Linked DNA regions of Mus musculus: region 1 is linked to region 2. The links are chromatin loops, found by intact Hi-C in ENCODE. Cell type or tissue: left cerebral cortex. All regions are shown on one strand. Each heading gives the region's core, and the rest is flanking DNA. Links, peaks and the distances in the headings are about the cores only. Region 1 has its middle 24 kb from the start of Calcoco1. Region 2 holds the start of Hoxc10 (homeobox C10).

Region 1 (9,596 bases), core at 1,098-9,097, 270 kb before region 2:
TGATGTGGGAATACCACTTTCCAGACCTTTGGATGAGATTCTGACCCCTCACAGGTTTTGGCCGAGTGACAAGGAGGTAGGAGCAGCAGAGGATCCCGTGAGGCACGATTTCTTCAATTCCTGGCACATTAGAGAAAGTCGGACCTAAATTACAATTCAAAGGCTCAAAGATAAGCTTAAGGCAGGAAAAGGTGAGGTTCCCTGCCGGGTCTGTAGAATTTAGAAGGCCCTCCAAAGTAGCCAGTTTTTAATGATGAATTTTTTGGGGGGGGTGGTGCGGAGTGGGAGTGAGGTATACTTCGCTCTCCCACTCCAGAGATGAAAAGGGACAGTTATTATTCTGACCCTATCAAGCCTTTGCGATTGAAAGAACTCAGGAAGAAAAAAATGTCAATCCAGGTTTCTAGATATTTTCGTAGTCACCTGCCTCTCCAGTTCGGGCCGCATCAATCGCCAGGACCCAAATTTTGCCTAGCAACATCTCAACCAATCAAGATGCAATTAAACCTGCCAAGTCAGCTCATCCTTAACTGGGATTGGCTGTGCGCGGTATGCGTATCCCAAGTTTTCATTGGCTGGCTGCCACCTGTATGGAAATGAGAATTACCCCGGACTCTGAGGCAGTTTTCAGAGGTGCAGACCTGTGGCTTACTGCGCTGAAAATACCCCCGCAAGCTCAGAGCCCAACCTATTCTTGCTCTATGATATTCTACCCTACAAAAGAGATCTCTCAAACTTCCCCCCTTCTTTTTCTACTGCGCCCCAGCTTGGGCCCAATCTGAGAGGAATTCGACCCAATAACGCAGAAGTAGTGCAGATGTACAGATTTTTGGCAGTTTCCGCATCTCCTTGAACTGTCAGGAGTTTGCCCTTTGCTTTAATGCTGTCACTATTCCTACCCCTGATCATTCTTCCTCGTCCACCCCAGGGGTGGCTTCTCGCCATGTGAAATCCCTCACTCACTTAGCCACTGTTCTTAAAACCCCCTCTATGGCTTCAGCTCTCCCAACTTCCAACAGTCCCCTGCTTGCTACTCAAAATCCAGGCAGTTCTCACAACAATCCAGTTTAGGAGGGAGTTAGAGGGGGAGACGACACCCTCCCCTAAAAAAAAAAAAAAAAAAAAAAAAGCCTCCATCCTCTTTCCTCATCCATTTTCTCCGAGGGAGCCGAGTTTGACAGCGAATTCATTCCGAGCGGGGAGGGTGATTTATTCTTCAAATATACCGACAAGTGCGGGCATGATGGAGCCCATTAAAATGTTGGGAGATTGTTTTTATGATTGAAGTCTGTATTACTCCAACCATAAAGAAAGAGAGCAAGGAGTCATTAGCATTTTCATGATGGTGTATTTCTGCTTGTCTCCGCGCCATCACTCATCTTTACTGCCCGTCCCTTTGCTCTCGCTCTGCTACAACGAGGAGAGACTGAAGCCTGAGCTGGGGTTGGGGGCTGCGGGAGGCGGGAGCCAGAGATCCCCCCCGACGCTCTGCCCTTCACGCCAAATCCTCACCCTCTCTGGGACGCAGATACAGGGGTGAGAGGGACACAGAGGATATGCCTCCACTTCTTTAGCCAGCTCCTCCTGCCCCCGCACCCCCCCCCCAGGTGGCAACAGGATGTCCTGTCCAAATGGTCTTTGAAGTCCTGGAGGGGCTGGCCTTGCAGATAGGCCTTCTTTTCTTTGGCTCACTCTTTCCTGACCTACACACCCCTTGGAGCTCTCCAGATTCATCTCTATGGGAGTGAATATGGGAGTTCTTGTCAAAGTGCCTTGACTTGGAGATGTCCGGGTAGGGAAGAACAAGAGGAAGGAGTCCTGAGCCTGTGGGTTGGGAACTGTTGGGAAGAAATAGGAAGTTTGGGCATTTGGCTTTTGATTTTGCTACTTTGGAAAAGGCCGTGTCTCTATCCATCCCCGCCCCCCCCCCCCAGCTCCCACTTACCCCCAACCCTCTTCACAGAAATCTTCAATTCTTTGCAACCCTTCACAGCAAGACCCTCCAGCACCGCAAGGAAGCAATTCATCCCTTCAACATATGGAAATCAAAATAGCTGTAGTCGGGACTGGGAGGTAGCTCAGAGGTAGAGCACTTGCCTGCATTGCATGAATGACTTTGTTCAATCCCAGTACAGTAAAAAGGAAGCACAAATAACCACTACCATGTTAGTGTGCTTAAAGTGTGCTGGCAATGGGCAGACAGTCGCCTCCAGGTGCCCAGGGGTCGCTAGAGCCTTTTATGCCCTCTCTACTCATCGGATGAGACTACCATAAAGAAGTGTTCATTTCTGATTGCGTGGGTACAGTCTGTCTACATGCTGCAATGTCCCCCAAATATGTGATGGCCATTGATGGGGGGGGGTTGTGGTAAAAGCTACACTGAAGGGTGATGGGAAAGAAGAGGTAAGAGAAGAATCAAGACCTGAACTTGGTCTGTCTTCACGACCTGATGCTGCCTAAGAAGGGTCTCTGAAATAGAAGTCCAGTGACACATTGCCCTACCCATCAGGTTTATCTGGGCACATACAAAAGTATGGAAGGCTGGTAAGAATGTGAAAATTCTGAGGAATTTTGGTAAGAGTATCCCTCTTTTGGTCACTGCATCTGGGTAGTTGGGTAGTGGTTAACAATGCTGGTAATCCATCCTCTAATCAGCTAGGTAACATTTATTGAACACCTACTATGTGTCTTGATTTACCACAGCCTCCCTTTCACACCTTATCCTTTGGTGAGATGGGTACCTATACGGGTTGTCAGGTCCTGGACAGGGATAGCGGCCCAGGGGGAGAGGGGGTGAAGAGGTGAGAGCCCCTTCAGCGTCCTCACAGTGCTCAGAAGCTGCTGCAGTAGCGGCTCCAGATTTACAGCTGCCCTGGCGCTGATGCCATAAAAGCAAACGATCCTTCTCTGTACTAATTTCTGTGTAATTAGATCTCTCCTGGCATGGAAAGTGGGAAGTGGGGGCAGCCTGGAAAGGAGGGTGCCAAGGACTCCTCACAGAGTCTTTCTTGGGAGAAGGGGCTTCAGGACATAGATGACTTCACATGGGTTGGATACCTGGATCTACATGCACCATGACAGAGAAGAGAATGCCAATGATGCATACACAGAGACAAGAAAGCAGCTAAATCTTGACACGTCAACACGGCAAAGCTCAAGATGGGAACAGAGGAACCTGGGGTAGTGTACAAACATCTAGAAACCAGAAGAATATCTCCTGGCTATAGCCTGTGTGTGCACAGAAGGTATTGCAATTCCCAAAGGAGAGATAAATACAGAGCAAGGCTTGAGCAGCAAAGAATTCCTGCAGACCCACCTACATTTGCATCCACATGTACAACACACACACACACCCCTCTGCATGAGAGCATACGCACACCTCTCTTAATCAAGAGCAAAGTTTATAGGCGCTACACCTAATAGGAGCTAAACAAATGTTTGAGTGCTTCCTCTATTGCTTGCTGTTCACTCTTCCCTTAGAGGAAACTAAATGACAAATAAGGCTCTTTGCTTAAGTAAGATTTCTTTAAGGCGTTTGAAGAGGGAGCTTATGAAGAAAAAGATGAGGATTGCAAAAGAAATCAAGGCAAACATAGGGATGCTTAGAGACGGAATGTCCCCCAGACTCTTGCTTTTCCTTGGGAGGAAGAAAATCTCAGAGAAGCAGAGACTCCCATAGTTATGATTGCTGTCCCCCATTCCCATTCTGTGGTGACAAGCAAGGATGTCGGGTATGGCAGTAATGCTGTTTGGAGCAACACTTGTGCTGTGCTAAGTATTCATCATCCACTCAAGTATGCTTGTAGAGGGACCTCAGAGGGCCTCTTACCCAATCTCCCTCTGCAGCCTGAATCTCTTTCACGGTAAGCTTGCCCAGGAGTCAGACAGCCTGCTTCAATATTCCTGCTGAAGTGCAGCTCTGTACTTCATGCACAGTCTGCCCCTGTCACTGGACAGCTGTAGGGGTGAGGATATCATTCGGTAGAAGTGAAATCTGTCTTCTCTTTAATTTCAGAATATACTAATCCTAACTGCCTGTCATCTCTCCTTGAGTTATTCTAATGTTTTAAGACCGGTTCAATCTAAGCATTAATTGCCCCCCCCCACAATGGCCATAACAATTAGGTACCCATTGGAAAATCAGAGATTTTGATCTCCGCAGATGACTGTCATGTACTTATCTTAAGCCCTTGTTCTAATGGGTAATTTCTGATTAACCTGAGTAATGGAAATGTATCACAATAAAGGAAGATTTGTCATGCCTTGTTATCGCTTCATAAGGCCATCTTTCCAGATACCTGCCATAACATCGGGGTACTTCTATCCCAATAAAACATGATCATGATGTGCGTGGCTAATAAAAAGGAAAAAAAGCCATGTATTAAAATATGTTGAAAATGATTTGCACGAGTGGTGTAAATACAAACTACCATCATCACCATGGTCAACAGCATTCCCATTTATTTGCCTTTTGAAATCCCTGCCTGACCTTGACAGTGGGAGGGAGAGAGAGAGAGAGAGAGAGAGAGAGAGAGAAAGAGAACAGAGTCATAGAGATAGAGAGACAGACGGAGAATTTAGAATTTATTAAATACTTAACATTATTAGGAGCTGTGCTCAGCATGCCCCTTATATGGGGAAACTGGGTTCAAACACCACGAATCACTTGCAGGTTTTTGGGGAGGGAAATAGACAATTGGGATTATAACCCAGTCTGATTTCAAACTAGTCATCCTTTACTCTTCTTCTTATGGACCGGTTAACAGGTCTCTCACCCCTGCAGAGCCATGCTGAGTGGTTCTGTGTTATTGGCATGGAGCTGGTGGTGAGACAGGCTGGGCTCTACACTCTGAGTTCTCCAAAGAGTAGTTGGGAGTTTGAGAGCTTGAAGTTCCTTTAGGCTCAGTCTTCTATTCAGTCACATTACTGCCTTCACTTGGGGTGCCCGTACCCTGTCAAATGCAGAGCTGTACACACTGTTATATTGTACACTGATGTAGTCACAGAAAGGTGTCCTGGCTAAATGATGCCCAGCAGGTCTCAGGAAAACCCTGAGTACCTACCTGCCTCCCGGGCTCGCTGGTGCTGACGCGAAGCGCCAGCAGGGGTCGCCGGCACACCAGGAATTACTGCTTTCCAAGTCGTCTCCAGTACCAAAAGGAAGGAGGAATGTTCCTCCTTCGTTGCTCTTCACCTAAAATCTTTGGCTGACCCCTCCCCTTCCCCTCCTAGCCTGTTACAGTCTGAGATTTCTAAGGTACAGCCGAGCAGTTACCTCTCAAATCAGCACTCTGCCTTCCTGAACCCCAAATTAGATAAGGGACCAGGAACTGGGCTATTGGTGGCCAGATAGCAAAGAAGAAACCTGCAGCCCCCAACCTCCTGGCTCAGCCTTGGGTGATAATAAGGTCACTTTCCTCCTCTCAATACTTCCCCAAACCTGCCCTGGCATCACCCACTAGACATGGCCCTGACCATCTTTGTCTCTCCCGATATCCACGTAAGCATCAATCTCAATCCTCCTCAAACCTCCCAGGTCTTTAGTCTACTCATTTCTGGTGCTATCTGTGATCAGTGGTTCTAGGCGGGAAGCCACCCATTGGGGGTACAAGAAGTGGACCTGCCTTACAGAGCATAGAGGGGCCAGGTGTCTGTTTTCTGCAGGGAAGGGGTTCTGTCCAAGAAGGGCTGTTGTAGGCAGTTTTGGCTGTTTGCTGGGAGGGGTACTTCTCTGCTCTTTTCTACTCATCTCCCCTCCCTTGTTGTAGCAACAGTGCCCTTGCTCTCCCACCCCAACTCTTTGCTGATTCCCTCCCTTCAACTCTTGGAGCTCAGTGATTGGCGGCTGCCTGCTGCAGAACAGGCTAGGTTTATGGCTTTGCGGCAGCTGGGGAGAAAGCAAGGCCAGAGATAGAAAAATGGAAATCAACCAAGAAAACGGAGAACAATGACAGAGAGAGACACACAGAGAGAGAGAGAGACACAGAGAGAGAGACACAGAGAGAGAGAGAGACAGCGAGACAGAGACAGACAGAGACAGAGACAGACAGGGAGACAGACAGAGACAGAGAGACAGAAAAAAGTCCCCAAGAATATTGAAAACTAAAATGCTCGGAGGGACCCGTTGAAGCAGAGCCACTGATTTAGGCCACACAGATGGGATAGAGAGAAAAATAGCAAGAAAGATACCAATCTAGGATAGAGATATGCTGAGCTTCCAAGGCAGGCTGGGGAATTGCCAGTAGGCTGGCCCTTGTGTGTATTTAAGGTCTCCAAAGATCATTCCATGATACAGACCAGAGTAGACGATCTTGCTGTGGGTTCCACTTTCCCCCACGAGAGTGCTGCAGTTCAGTCATCTTCATGGTAGCCTCCTCCATGCACGTCTTCCTGGAGTTTTAAAGCTGCTGTAGAAATGTCCTCCTTGAGAGCAATTGGATTTAGTGTAGAAGCATCTTGTTCCATGTTCCTTGAAATGAATAGGGAAGGGCTGTGAGATTTGGAGGGATTTGGGTATTACAGTCTCCCTTGGTTGGGCATGAATAACTTGCGATGTCGTTACTCGGCCTGTCTTGGCCTCAGCCGACACACACCATGTATACCTTATAGTTACTTCTGTGATTTTGTTAAAATATAGGCTTCCTTAATGGTAGGACCCGTGTCTGCCCTTCTTTTTAGTGTCTATCAAGTCTTGTTTTTGTTCATCAAGTGAGCCAGTGAATGGCCCTGGAGAGGTTTAAACAGAGGGTGGATGACTACCAAGGAGGGATTAGTCCAAGGAATTTCTGCACTGAATGGCAAGCTGGGGATTTGTTGCAAGGAGCCTATCTATGGTTTTGAGGTTCTGTGAGTCTTTTTAAACAGAATGGAGTTTACTCTTCAGCTTTCCTTAATCCTCTCAATCTGCAGGGTGAAGGGACAAAGTGGGAAGCTGAGAATTACAAAGCACAGACTGTGAACCGAATTCCAACAAGGAGCGTTGTCCTTGTGGTATCTTCTCAGTGACTTCCAGGGAGGCTTGATCTGCATTTTCTGTCAAGGGATCAGAGCCAGGAATGTTTTACCGAGGTCAAGGGATTGGGAAATATGTCATATCTGGGTTACAGGAGTGCCTAAGAATGCAGTCTGAGAGGAGTGTGATGACACGTACCTGTAAGCCTAGTTAGTGCTTGAAAGGCCAAGGCAGGGGGATCTCAAGGTCATCTAGAGCTATAGACTGAGCTCCAGGACAGCCTGCATGTGTGTGTTCATGGGTGTGTGCACATATCTGTGTTCCTGTGTGTATGTGTGCGTGTGTGTGTTCATGCATGTGCATTCGTGTGTGTGTGTGTGTGTGTGTGTGTGTGTGTGTGGTGTATGTGTGCATGTGTGTTCATATATGTGTGTGAGTTCATGTGTGTGACAGTGTGAGTGTGTGTTCACGCATGTGCATTCTCGTGTGTGTGTGAGTGTGTGAGTGTATGCATGTACTTAGTGAGATACTTCCTCAAAATACAAAACTGTAACAAGAAAAAGAATGAAGATTTGTGCATTCCAGGCATTTGTCTTTCTGCTGGGGAGACATTGGGTGTTTGAGGGTGAATCAGAATCTGGGGAGTCTGGGCATGTCTAGGGCTCCAGGAACTAGGTCATTACTAGAACTCATTTCTACCAATTTGGGAAATTTTTCACAGTTACAGGTAGGAAGAAAAGAAAAGAGAAAAAGGGATGGAAATATAGGAAACAGGGAGGACATGTTTCCTAAATCCAGGTTTGTAAGGCCAGTTCTGATCTGTAAGCCAGGAAAACACCATTGCATGTGTATATGTATACATATACATGTGTTCATGTGTGTTGTATATGTGTGTGTTCATGCATGTATGTGCACATGAGTGCATTTATGTAGTGCGTATGTGAGTGAATATGTGTGTTCATGCATGTGCATTCATGTGTGTGTGCTGTGTGCTCATGTGTGTGAGTATGTACATGTATGTGTGCGTTGTGTGTTCATATGTGTGTGTTTGAGTGTCTTATGATACTTGGAACGGGTAAGACATCCATGCAGTTGGGCAGCCCTCCAACAGGGGTCCTTTGTATTTCCTTTATTTTGATATAGACCTCACTAAATTACTCACAATCTTCCTTCCTCAGACAGATTTCTGAGTAGCTGGGATAATCTGTGTGTGCCACCACAGTTAGCTGAAACTCACTTTTATGAATTAAGACATTTCTACTCTCACCTGAATAACAAAAGAAAAAAAGAAAAGAAAAGAAAAGAAAAGAAAAGGAAAGAAAAGTCTGGGTGACAAGAACAGGAGAACCCTGGAGACAGCACAACATAGGTGGAAGTCTGCCCTGACTGTGGGGTTGGGATTATGTGGCTCAGGGGCACGCCAAGACTGAATCTTCCAGGTTAGGATGAAGCTCAGTTGGCAAAGTACTTGTTGAACACACAAGAAACCCTGATTTTTATCTATAGTACGACACAAAACCAGGTGTGGTAATATGTGTCTGGGATCCCAGTCCTCAGGGAGGCAGAGGTAAGAGTGGTTGCAAGCATGAGGACCTGAATTTGAATTCCTAGGTCCACATAAAAGGCTATGCATGCCTGTAACTCCAACATGAATGAACACAGGCAGATCTGGAGAGCTTACTGATCATCCAGCCAGCCTCACCAAAATGGCCTATAGGTCAGTGAGAAGCAACAGGGAGACACTTGATAAAGACACCTTGCATCCTGCTCTGGAGCCTCAATACACACAAAGTGGGCACATTTGCACACATACACACACACACACACACACACACACACACACACACACACACACACAAGAAAGAGAGAAAGAAAGAAAGGAAGAAGAGAAAGTGAGAAAAGAAACAAACAAAGAACAAAAGAAAGACTGGAGTCTTGGAAATTTCATGTATTTCTCTTCCTGATAAGAAAGATGATGATAGTCTGGGGACACAGGGAAGTCTAGGCATGTCCTGGCTGTAAGGGTCCTGTTCTGTAGTGGATCTTAGGCTAGTGCTGTGTAGTAGAAACTTAACTGTGGTCATACACATCATGTAACATTTCCTAATGACCTCATTTAAGAAGCAAAGATAGTCCAGAGTAATATTTGTTTATCCACCCTAGTTATGATCCCTAGAGATGAATGACTATGGTTTGAATGTGTCCTCCCAAAATGTATCGCTTCAATCTGAATATATATAATGTTTTGAGACTCTACTTTTTGTTTTTAAGTATTAAGTCTTTGAAATCTGTTATATACTTACACACACATCCTGTCAGTGTGGAGTGGCTACAGTTCAAACATTCAGTAATGTAGTAATTGTGGCTGGTGGCTTCCCTAGTGAACAGAGCAGGACTTTAAATCATTTTAGCTTTTAGGCTTGGTGGTGCCTGAAGTCTTAACTCCTAGAGAGACTTGAGGCAGGAGTCTAAGGCCAGCCTGGCCAAACATAGCCAGACCCTATCTCAAAGAGAAAGAAAATTAGTGTGTTCCACACCCTGTTGGCAGGAGAATCTCTGATGTTGGAGTTCTAGACATTTTGATTTCTACTCCTTTGGTTTTGTTTTGTTTTGTTTTGTTTTGAGACAGGGTTTCTCTGTGTAG
Region 2 (9,596 bases), core at 1,112-9,111:
CAAATGGCTCCCTAGACTGACTGCTGCTGCGGACTGTCCCAAGTCTGGTCTGGGGCCTAAACAGCCTAACCTTGCCCTGAATAACACCCAGGCTGAAGCCAGGGCGACCTCTGCAAATGAAAACACAAAACTATTTCAAATCTCCCCTGCTGGCCACACACTCCACAGATTCCCCACCCCCGGAATTAAGGCACCCCTGGGTCTTCTTCTCCGCCCCTGGTTGGGGGAAATCAGGGCAATTCTTTCCTTAGTTATCTTCCATCCTAGCTGGCTAGGGCCTCCAGGAATCGGTTCAGCTTCTTCACTCATCCACTCCAGGGAGCTCGGCCCTGGAGTCCTTTCCCAGCCAGGCTCTGGTCTTTCGGGGGAAAATGGAAAGCCCACAGCCTCTGCCCAGGGAAAAATGCGGAGCTACCGGAAAGACAAGTTATTCTCCGGATTCCGTTTCCTGAGGAAGGGGTGGAGAGTTTAGTTCGCTTTGGAAGAAAAGTGATGGAGAACTATTTCAAACACACATCCCTCCTAACCTCCCGGCCTCCCGTACGATTCCCCTTTAGCAAGCACGCAAAAAAATAGACCGCTCCTCTTCTTTAAAAAAATACTCCCAGCCCAATCGCTTAAAAAGGACCCTTCTCGGATGGAGTTTAATTGTTTCTTCTGAGCCTTTCCCATGTGGATACACATGCCTCCAACCCAAGCAAGGCCTGGAGGTTCGAGCTTTCTCTCCGGAAATATTCCTTTTTTTAAAAAGTAGGGACAAGGTCAAACAGGAAAAGAGGGCCGCCGGGCCATGGAGCAAAGCAGCCTATGGAACCCTCTCTAAGGCTCTAAGGGCAAAGCCGAGAGAGAGGCTTATCCAGTAAGGCCCAGACCGCAACTCCAGGGTTGGAGAAAGATACCTTTAATCTCCAACTCCCTCCTGCACTGATCCTTAGGCCCACTAAGATCCTCCTTTGCCCAGAATCCCTTGAGTGGTTGTGACCCGGGCCCGGGCCCACTCCAGACACTGGAGACTCCCAGTTAGTACCGAAAAAGGAACTTGCAACTCAACTAACCTCCAAGACCTACGGTAGGGAGAGCTCAGACCCAAGGGCCAAGCCGGACCAGGAGGCAGGAGAACAGAAACTTCAGCTTGCTTTTGATTCTTGAACTTTCTCTTCTACCCTAAGCCCACTGGAGATTCTTCCCATCTCCCCCAAAACACTACCCGGCTACCAACCCAAGAGAAGAAACAGGAGAACAGGGGTGAAGAAAGTGTAAGGTGAAGAGAGGGAAAAGAGTACCTGAATCTTGTCTTGACCTTTTACTTTGAATTTGACTGTTTTGAGCCCCGGTTGCCTTACTCTGTCCCGCATTTCCCCCCTCTCCACCCCCCTCTCCTCAGGAGCTACAGGCTGATTCTCTAGTAAACAAGTCCCACTCTTCACAGAACAGTCCCATGTCCCTCCACCTACCCCACCACTACCCCACCGCCCTTGCAGCCCGGGGGGCGCTTCCTTTGTTCGCCAGGAAGGGCTCCGGTGCCCCTACCCCGAGGCAGCTGCTAGGTGGCGCTGTTACTCCACGCTGAGCGCTCCGCCTGCCGACAACTTGACCCCGCTGACGTCACGACCGTCTGAATCATCAAGGCCATTTTCAAATCCCATTGGTCTAGCCGTCACATGGTGAGGACCGAATGCGCGGATAATTATGGAGCTGATATTTCCCCCCTCCCCTTCTTTTTCCTCCCGCCCCTCCAACCGCTCCCCCCCCCTTCCCGGATGGGGGAAAAAAGATGTCAGCTCCTCCGCTGTAGTATTGCTCCTTAAAAACCCCTCTCTCTGAAAATGACATGCCCTCGCAATGTAACTCCGAACTCGTACGCGGAGCCCTTGGCTGCGCCGGGAGGAGGAGAGCGCTATAACCGTAACGCAGGAATGTATATGCAATCTGGGAGTGACTTCAACTGCGGGGTGATGAGGGGCTGCGGGCTCGCGCCCTCTCTCTCCAAGAGGGACGAGGGAGGCAGCCCAAACCTAGCCCTCAACACCTACCCGTCCTACCTCTCGCAGCTGGACTCCTGGGGCGACCCCAAAGCCGCCTACCGCCTGGAACAACCTGTTGGCAGGCCTCTGTCCTCCTGTTCCTACCCACCTAGTGTCAAGGAGGAGAATGTCTGCTGCATGTACAGTGCAGAGAAGCGGGCGAAAAGTGGCCCTGAGGCAGCTCTCTACTCCCACCCCCTGCCGGAGTCTTGCCTTGGGGAGCACGAGGTACCTGTACCCAGCTACTACCGAGCCAGCCCGAGCTACTCCGCGCTGGACAAAACGCCCCACTGTGCTGGGGCCAACGAGTTCGAAGCCCCCTTTGAGCAGCGGGCCAGTCTCAACCCGCGCACCGAACATCTGGAATCGCCTCAGCTTGGGGGCAAAGTGAGTTTTCCTGAGACCCCCAAGTCCGACAGCCAGACCCCCAGTCCCAATGAGATCAAGACAGAGCAAAGCCTGGCGGGCCCAAAAGCCAGCCCCTCGGAGAGCGAGAAGGAACGGGCCAAGACCGCAGACTCCAGTCCAGACACCTCGGATAACGAAGCTAAAGGTAAGGCCGTCTGGGCCGCGGGGCGGGCTGGAACGTTGGGGGTGCGAGTCTTCGTGGTCAGGATTTGGGGCAGGAAGATAAGGGAGAATTGAGCAGAGGCCTAAGGAACTCAAAGGTTCTGAATTGACCCGGGCTTGAGGCTCCTGTTTGCTGAGCTCCAGGCTGGTAGCGTGTCATTTAGCAGTGGAAGGTAAACCGAGACATGGAAGTGCCAGGCCAGCCCGGCCCTTGGTTGCATAGGCGGAGGAGGGGCGCACTACAGGAAGCCTACGGGCACCCTGTGCTGCACCGGATCGGTGGCCATTCCTAGGCGCGTGATGGCTTTGGTTTGCTTTTTCAGTGAGGATGTCCTGGGGGGCTAATGTCCCCAGCTCAGGTCAAAGCTCACAAAAAGCTTAAAATGGCGATCCTTAGGCCAGGGACCAGAGAAGGCTTAGAGATGAATAATGTCTCTTCAGTGCATATTCCTAGTTGGAAAAATGTTTACTAGAAACACAATTTGTTGTTTGTGGGTCGGATTTGTGCGTGCAGTTTGTGCCCCTGCAATTTCTGTCTCGGCAGGAGCCTTGGGCAGCGAGGCTGAGGCCGGAAGAGGTGGAGGTGAAGGGCTGCCCGCCACATCCCTCCCTCCGCCAGATGCTTGGCTTAAGGATGGCTTTGAATTAGGGCGTTGGAAAATTTTTTCCCTGCTTTTCTGCTCCTTTTCCTTCTCATTTCTTCTTCTTCTTCTTCTTCTTCTTCTTCTTCTTCTTCTTCTTCTTCTTCTTCTTCTTCTTCTTCTTCTTCTTCTTCTTCTTCTTCTTCTTCTTCTTCTCCTTCTTTCTTCTTCTCCCACCACCTCTGGCCTCTTTTTTTTCCTTTTCTATATTTTTTTCTGGTTATGTTTTTGCCCCCAGTGGTTTTCAAAAGCAGTTTATAAATGAGTGGTTTGAAATTTTCTGTGTGCGTGGCAAGCGGTTTACTCCTGAGAAGGAGTGAGGCATTGGTTGGATTTCTTTGTGATTTTTGGTTCAATGCTCAGCCAGAGTTCAAGCTCAGGGTTCAAGATTCATTTCTTCTGTAACTGAGGGTTTTCAGGACCCTTTGCTGTACTGGGGGCAGGGAACCGGAGTTTGAAACAGGAGCAGGATTGTGTTGCAAAAGGGAACGACTTTCCCTGAAAAGTTGGAACAAAATGCACCAAAAAAGGCCTAGTGGGTAGAAATAAACCCGCTCCCCAAGAAACTGGCTCCTGGTGATGCTGATGGAGGCCGGGTCATTGGTATAGAAGTAGGTGAACTATTGAGAGCGAATCAGACTGGGGTGGCCTGAAGCTTGTGTGTGGTGCTTTGTATAAGGTTTATATATGGATGCAACTGCACACTCATGCCTAATGGCAACCTGTGTCACACACACACACCACACACACATATTGTGTTCCTCTACACACACTCACACAAGCATATGCACTCTTTTGGCGCGCAGAGGGCAGAGCCTTGCCCTCTTGGGTCTACTCTGCAAAAATAGCCTTGGTAGCCAGTCCCTAGAGACTTTGACCAGAAGATGGCCGTGGCTGTGCTTGTGGAGATGAGTAAGGAGTAAGGCACCAATGTAACTAACACATATCCTAATGGCTCATATGTCATGCAAAGGTTTAATTTTATTCCCTCACCATAAACCCTAAGCTGGACTGGGGTGGAGGGTAGAAAAAACTTTGTCCTAGCCATACCAAAAAGCAAAGTCAAGGTTAACAAGCCTACCTTCTAAACACAAACTATACCCACTTTCATAGACTCCCCCTTCTTTCCTGGTTATCCCTTCAATAATTTAAGCCTTCCTACCCCAAACTAACACCTAGAGATTATGCTTTGTGTTCCCCTTTTCCTCCACCACCACCCCCCCCCCTTTTTTTTTTTTTTTTTGGTGTTTTCACCAGGCCAGAGGCAATGAGCTTTTTTGGCTAAGGTCCACTTGTAATTCCTTTCCTCCTCTTAAAACCCAACAACCCCAATAAAAAATAAACAGGGTAGAGTTAGATGTGGAGAGCTTGTGAACAGTTTTCAAGAAGCTGCAGGTGTAGAGATACGAGAATAATTAAAGACATTGATATTTTCTAAACTATAGCCTCAAGTTTGCTGTTTTCTCCCTGCCCCCACTGTTTCCTGGTTGCCTCTGTAGAGCTCTCCTCACCACCAATCCAGACAAAATCCAGGACTCAGAAGACCCACTTGGCATAAGAAAGAGAGAAAGCAGGGTGCACACAGGGCTGTCAGCAAAGTTATTTGCTAGGTACCCTCTCTCTAGTCTTTGGATTCTCTTTTTCCCTCTTTAAAGGGTGGCCATGTTCTATACTTTTACCTGAAGAGCAAGGCTGATCCATTTCAACAAGAATACATATTGGAAAGAGAAACTAACAATAAAACAATAGAAACACATATATTATGGTATCTTCTCATATATGTAGGTATTTATCCACATCCCTCCTGTGTATATAGATGTATAGGTGTGTGTGTATCTGAACTCTACCTACACATAGACTCTTGGGTTGTCTGCCTTCCTTAACCTTAAGTTCTCTGGTCAGAGGAAGTTGTCTGAGCAGCCCTTAGCATTCCTCAGAGCTGTAGCCCCAACCCCTGCTGCTCAGACAGGTTTCCTTGATTCAGTTATACCTGAAGTATGTGGCCAGGAAAGGAGACAGCAAAGGGGAGCTCTAACAAGACAGCAATCCTGTGGAAATTCAGGTGAGAATAAGAGTTGGGGTCTAGTGCAAGAATTCCAGAGACTGGGACAGAATCTCTCAACAGAGATGAAAGGAATTTTAAGCTCTCTGGAAAATGACTCTGAGCTGTAGGGCAGCCTCTGCATTGAAGATGCTTTTTTTTCTGGCTGGCTGCATTTTTCCAGAGCTGGAGCAGAACAGAGTTGAGAGAAAGCCTGGGGAGGCTTAAGGCTGTTAGAATAAGGTGGTGGTCTTGACTAATTTAAATTTAGCAAACATTTTGAACATAAAAGCCTCTTCTGTTTCTTCCCTGTAAGTATAGACCCCCTAAGAAATTTCAAAATCCCAAAAGAACCAACCCCCAAGCCTGTGAGGCTAGAGCATTCCCCTTCTGCTTTTTCAGCTACCCTCTGCCCAAGCAGGCTCCAAAAGCTGCACCAAGGTCTTGGGTCTTCCAGGGATACTTATGTAAATAATGTTATTTTTAACAGAGGAGATAAAGGCAGAAAACACCACAGGAAATTGGCTGACAGCAAAGAGCGGAAGGAAGAAGAGGTGCCCCTATACTAAACACCAGACGCTGGAATTGGAGAAAGAATTTCTGTTCAATATGTATTTGACGCGAGAGCGCCGCCTGGAGATTAGCAAGACCATTAACCTTACAGACAGACAAGTCAAAATCTGGTTTCAAAATCGCAGAATGAAACTCAAGAAAATGAACCGAGAGAATCGGATCCGGGAACTGACCTCCAATTTTAATTTCACCTGAGCCAGCGTCATCTCCTCCCCCTCCCCTTCTCCCCTTTCCCCGCCCCTCCTCCCTTTGTGCCTGGTGATATATTTTTTTCCCTCCCTGAGTATAAATGCAACTCGCCTGCAAAAAAAAAAAAAAAGGCAAAGACCTCAGACTCTTCTTCCAAGGGACCTATGGTTCGTGCTTCGAGGATGCTTCCACCTAAAGCATGAAATGGGGTGATGGGTTTTGGGGTGTTGTGTGTGCCCTCATAGATGGGGTGGTAGTGTGGCCGGTGTGTGTGTCAACTCTTCAGTCACCCATGCACTCACATACAGCATTCTGTTCTCCATGCAAAGTTGAGGTCAAATGCACCCGATTAGAGGGGAAAGAAAGGGGGATAATCAAACAGAGAGGGTCTGTAACCTTGTAGAGCACAGTTAGCATTGCTCCTTCCTTGCTGCATTTCCCCCCTTAGAATAATAGGTAGTCTTGAAAGTTCAGCTAGTATTTGTGTGTTTGTCATAGTACCCAGTGTCTAGACTAAACCCTCCCTCTCTCTGTCTTTCCCTCCCAATGGCTCTGAGAATATGCTTGAAGTATTTGTACTGCTTTCTGCTTTTCTCCCACCCTTCCCAACACACTATATCTCTCTCATCTCAGAAATTCCATCCAGAAGAACAAAAAAAAAATTAAAAATAGAGCATAGCAAAGTAAAAACAACCCCCCCTCCAAGTTGTCCTGCTCCTGTCTGGGAGTTGTGTTATTTAAAGATATTCTGTATGTTGTATCTTTTGCATGTAGCTTCCTTAATGGAGAAAAAAAATCCTAATAAATTTCCGGAATCTTAATCCTCAAATGGATGGGTTTTTTTTTTGTTTTGTTTTTAGTGGCGCTTTTTTTTTTAGCGGCACCCCCTCCCCCAAAACACTGAGTGTGTGGATATGTGTGTGTTTTGTGTTTGACTCATCTCCTACAGCCTTTCCAGAATGTCTCTTGGCGGGTTTAATGTAAGTGAGAGACCATAACGTTGATTTAAATATTATCCAGGTGACCACAATAAGTCAAGGTCATAAAACAGTAATGTCAGGACGGTCTTGGTGCGCGCGAGAGGTGGATTTTATGATCTGCAAATATAATGTGGTACTGCAGTAAAAGATGCATTTAAAGGTGACTGGAGGAGGGAAAGAGGCAGAGAGCAAACTGCAATCTTGAGGAGCAGACGGATCTGATTGCCTTCGGTACTGGGGCTGGATGCACCCCACCACTGCTGGGGGGGTACCTCAGGAACCCCCACCCATCTAAACAGAGGAATAAACTTAACTGCCGGAGGGGCACGAGGAGTTAAGCCCCCGCCCTCGACAGCAGCTTACAGAAGCGCCAGCGGCAGCAAGAGAAGGAGGAGGCAGCGACAAGGTAAGAGAATCGGTTTCTTGTTCTTCTCTTGGCGGTCGACTGAGGACTAGCAGCGTTCCCAGGTGCCCGGAGAGCAGCGCGTAGAGCACGGAGGAAGGTGTTTTGGGCGTCTGTGTTTTCTGAGAGACCCGGATTTTCCTTGTGGCCGCCAGCAGTGGAGGGCAGCGGCTATGAGCTCCCTCTCCTCCCCTCCCTGGTCCACTACCGCCGTGGGGTTCGGTGGTTAAAGGGGGTAAATTGGTGGTTTTGGCTTCTTTATCTTTGATGGCACTTAGGGGCGTCTAGAGATCCACCCATCAGCTTAGGTGTCTCTGTCTGGTTGTAAGGTAGAAGGGTTGGAGCTTGAAGCTTGGGTTTTCTTGCGTTTTGCTGGTGTGGGTGTGAGCCTTGTCCATGTTCTTGGTCTTCGTGTTCCCAAGCTGTAGGGATTTGCCAGACAAGTGGCCCGACTGTAAGTGGCTCCTGAGCACAGGCGCTGTGGTCTAGACACCCATGTTTGTTGAGAATCCTTAGACACTGAGTCTGGGAGAAGAGTAGAGGAGAGCCAGATGGATAAGACAGGGGACCCAGCTCAAGAGTGGAAGAACGATCCAGCTCCCCCCAGGGCCAGGGCCAGATGCAGGGGGATAGCTCTACTGCAGTACTGGGGGTGGGGCAGGGATTTGGCGGCTAGAGGTTCCTTTTCACCAGATTTTCCCAATGCAACTTGCTTATACCAGAAACTAACGGGAGACTATCAGACCCTCAACCCACCCAGCCACCCAAAGTCCACTCTCTAGTCCTCAGGGAGGTTGTAGGGCTGAAGGGGGACCGGGCTGAATTTCTTCCTTCCCCAAGCCCCTTCCCTTCTTCTTTGGATAGATGCAAAGCCCTAAACTCCGGCCCTGCTTGCTCAGCTGATCTGTGGCTTAGGTAGTTTCATGTTGTTGGGATTGAGTTTTGAACTCGGCAACAAGAAACTGCCTGAGTTACATCAGTCGGTTTTCGTCGAGGGCCCCAATCCACCTCCCCTAACCCTTCCTTCCCTTGTGGGACTGCCCCACCACCCATCCCAGAAAGGGCAAAATAGGTGCAGACTGAGGAGGTCAGGCTGTGAGTGGGGCCATGGGACAAATTCTGGACAGCCCTGCTTTACAACCATCTCCCCCTCAGCCTGTCCCAATCTTTGGAATGGAGGGAAAGGGTTTCTCCCCCCTCCTCACTCCCGTAGCTATTGTCTCCTGTGCCCAGCTGATAAAGACAGACAAAGAAGGTCCAGCCAATTCCAAGGAAATGCAGGAGTTTGAGTTTGGCCTGTTGGGCCAGCTTAGTTGAGGAACAGGGTGGGGCAGTCATGAAAGGACAGAAAAGCTCCTAGAAAGAGGAGGGAATCTCTGAAGTCTCTCCCTGTTACCTCTAAGGAGAGAGCAGTGCTCCTTTGGAAAGTGAGGGTGTTGGTGTTCAAAGAGTTAGGGAACTCTGAGAACAGTAGCCTCTTCTTCCCTCCATAGCTCCATCTCCAGGGAAAGGATGGATATAGGAAGTGAGTACATTAGTGGAGAAACACCAAGTCCAAGTCGAAACCTCCTTCAACACACCCTGTTGAGGGCAAAAGCCCAGCTCTGGTCTGTCTTGTCTGTTATCCGTAGGCCTTGGTCTGTATATTTGCCTGTCTGAGACTGCTAGGCATTTGCCTGTCCTTGTGTTCTGTGGAAATGTCTGGGTAAACAGACGCTGCCAGCGCCCACCGTTACCATATTGTTGAGAAGGCTGTTGGCTGATGGTAGGGGGCGGAGGGGAGAAGAATGGGACAGAGGGAGATCTGAGCAATGAGAAACTTTACAGACCTCCTCCACTCTGTTCCCTTCGGCTTTCTTAATTCTGGACTTGGTTTGTCAAGTGAGGATCTCAGAAAAGGTTTTCTGGTCTTCAGAGGAAAAAATGGGGGGATGATCAGGGAAAAGGGGAAACAGGCATAGGATCTGTTCTCAGAGACTCTGAAAAGGAGAAACCTAAAGGAGGCCAGATTCTTGGGGCTCTTTTGTAATTATGATTATGAAAGCAGGGAATACAACCATGTCTCTTAACAAATTATCATGAAAAATTTTGTATTCTCAACATGGTGTCTTAGAAGAAAAGAATGTGACTTTAAATTCATGACAAGTGTATAGGTCTCTGTTTCTATCTGTCCTT

Evidence for each region. Peaks named below come from ENCODE experiments on the same cell type or tissue, not always from the same donor. Only the 100,000 strongest peaks of a DNase experiment are listed, where the experiment ranks them.
Region 1: it touches region 2 in a loop (5-fold over the local background); 6 of 42 quality-filtered maps call a loop at or near these places.

What each region holds. Positions count from the first base shown.
Region 1 is chr15:102,693,287-102,702,882 of GRCm38, forward strand. No RefSeq gene overlaps it. Among named protein-coding and RNA genes, the nearest start is that of Calcoco1, 24 kb to the right of the region's middle. In left cerebral cortex, for the core only: a CTCF peak has its summit at 5,105 (motif pointing right); a DNase peak (open chromatin) is centred at 5,105.
Region 2 is chr15:102,965,032-102,974,627 of GRCm38, forward strand. Hoxc10 (homeobox C10) reads left to right here and starts at 1,765. Exons shown (of 2, transcript NM_010462.5): 1 at 1,765-2,577; 2 at 5,767-6,867. The coding sequence starts at 1,827. The coding sequence ends at 6,044. It overlaps Mir196a-2 (microRNA 196a-2), which reads left to right and starts at 8,319; the gene lies at 8,319-8,403. In left cerebral cortex, for the core only: CTCF peaks have their summits at 1,553 and 5,923; a DNase peak (open chromatin) is centred at 5,889.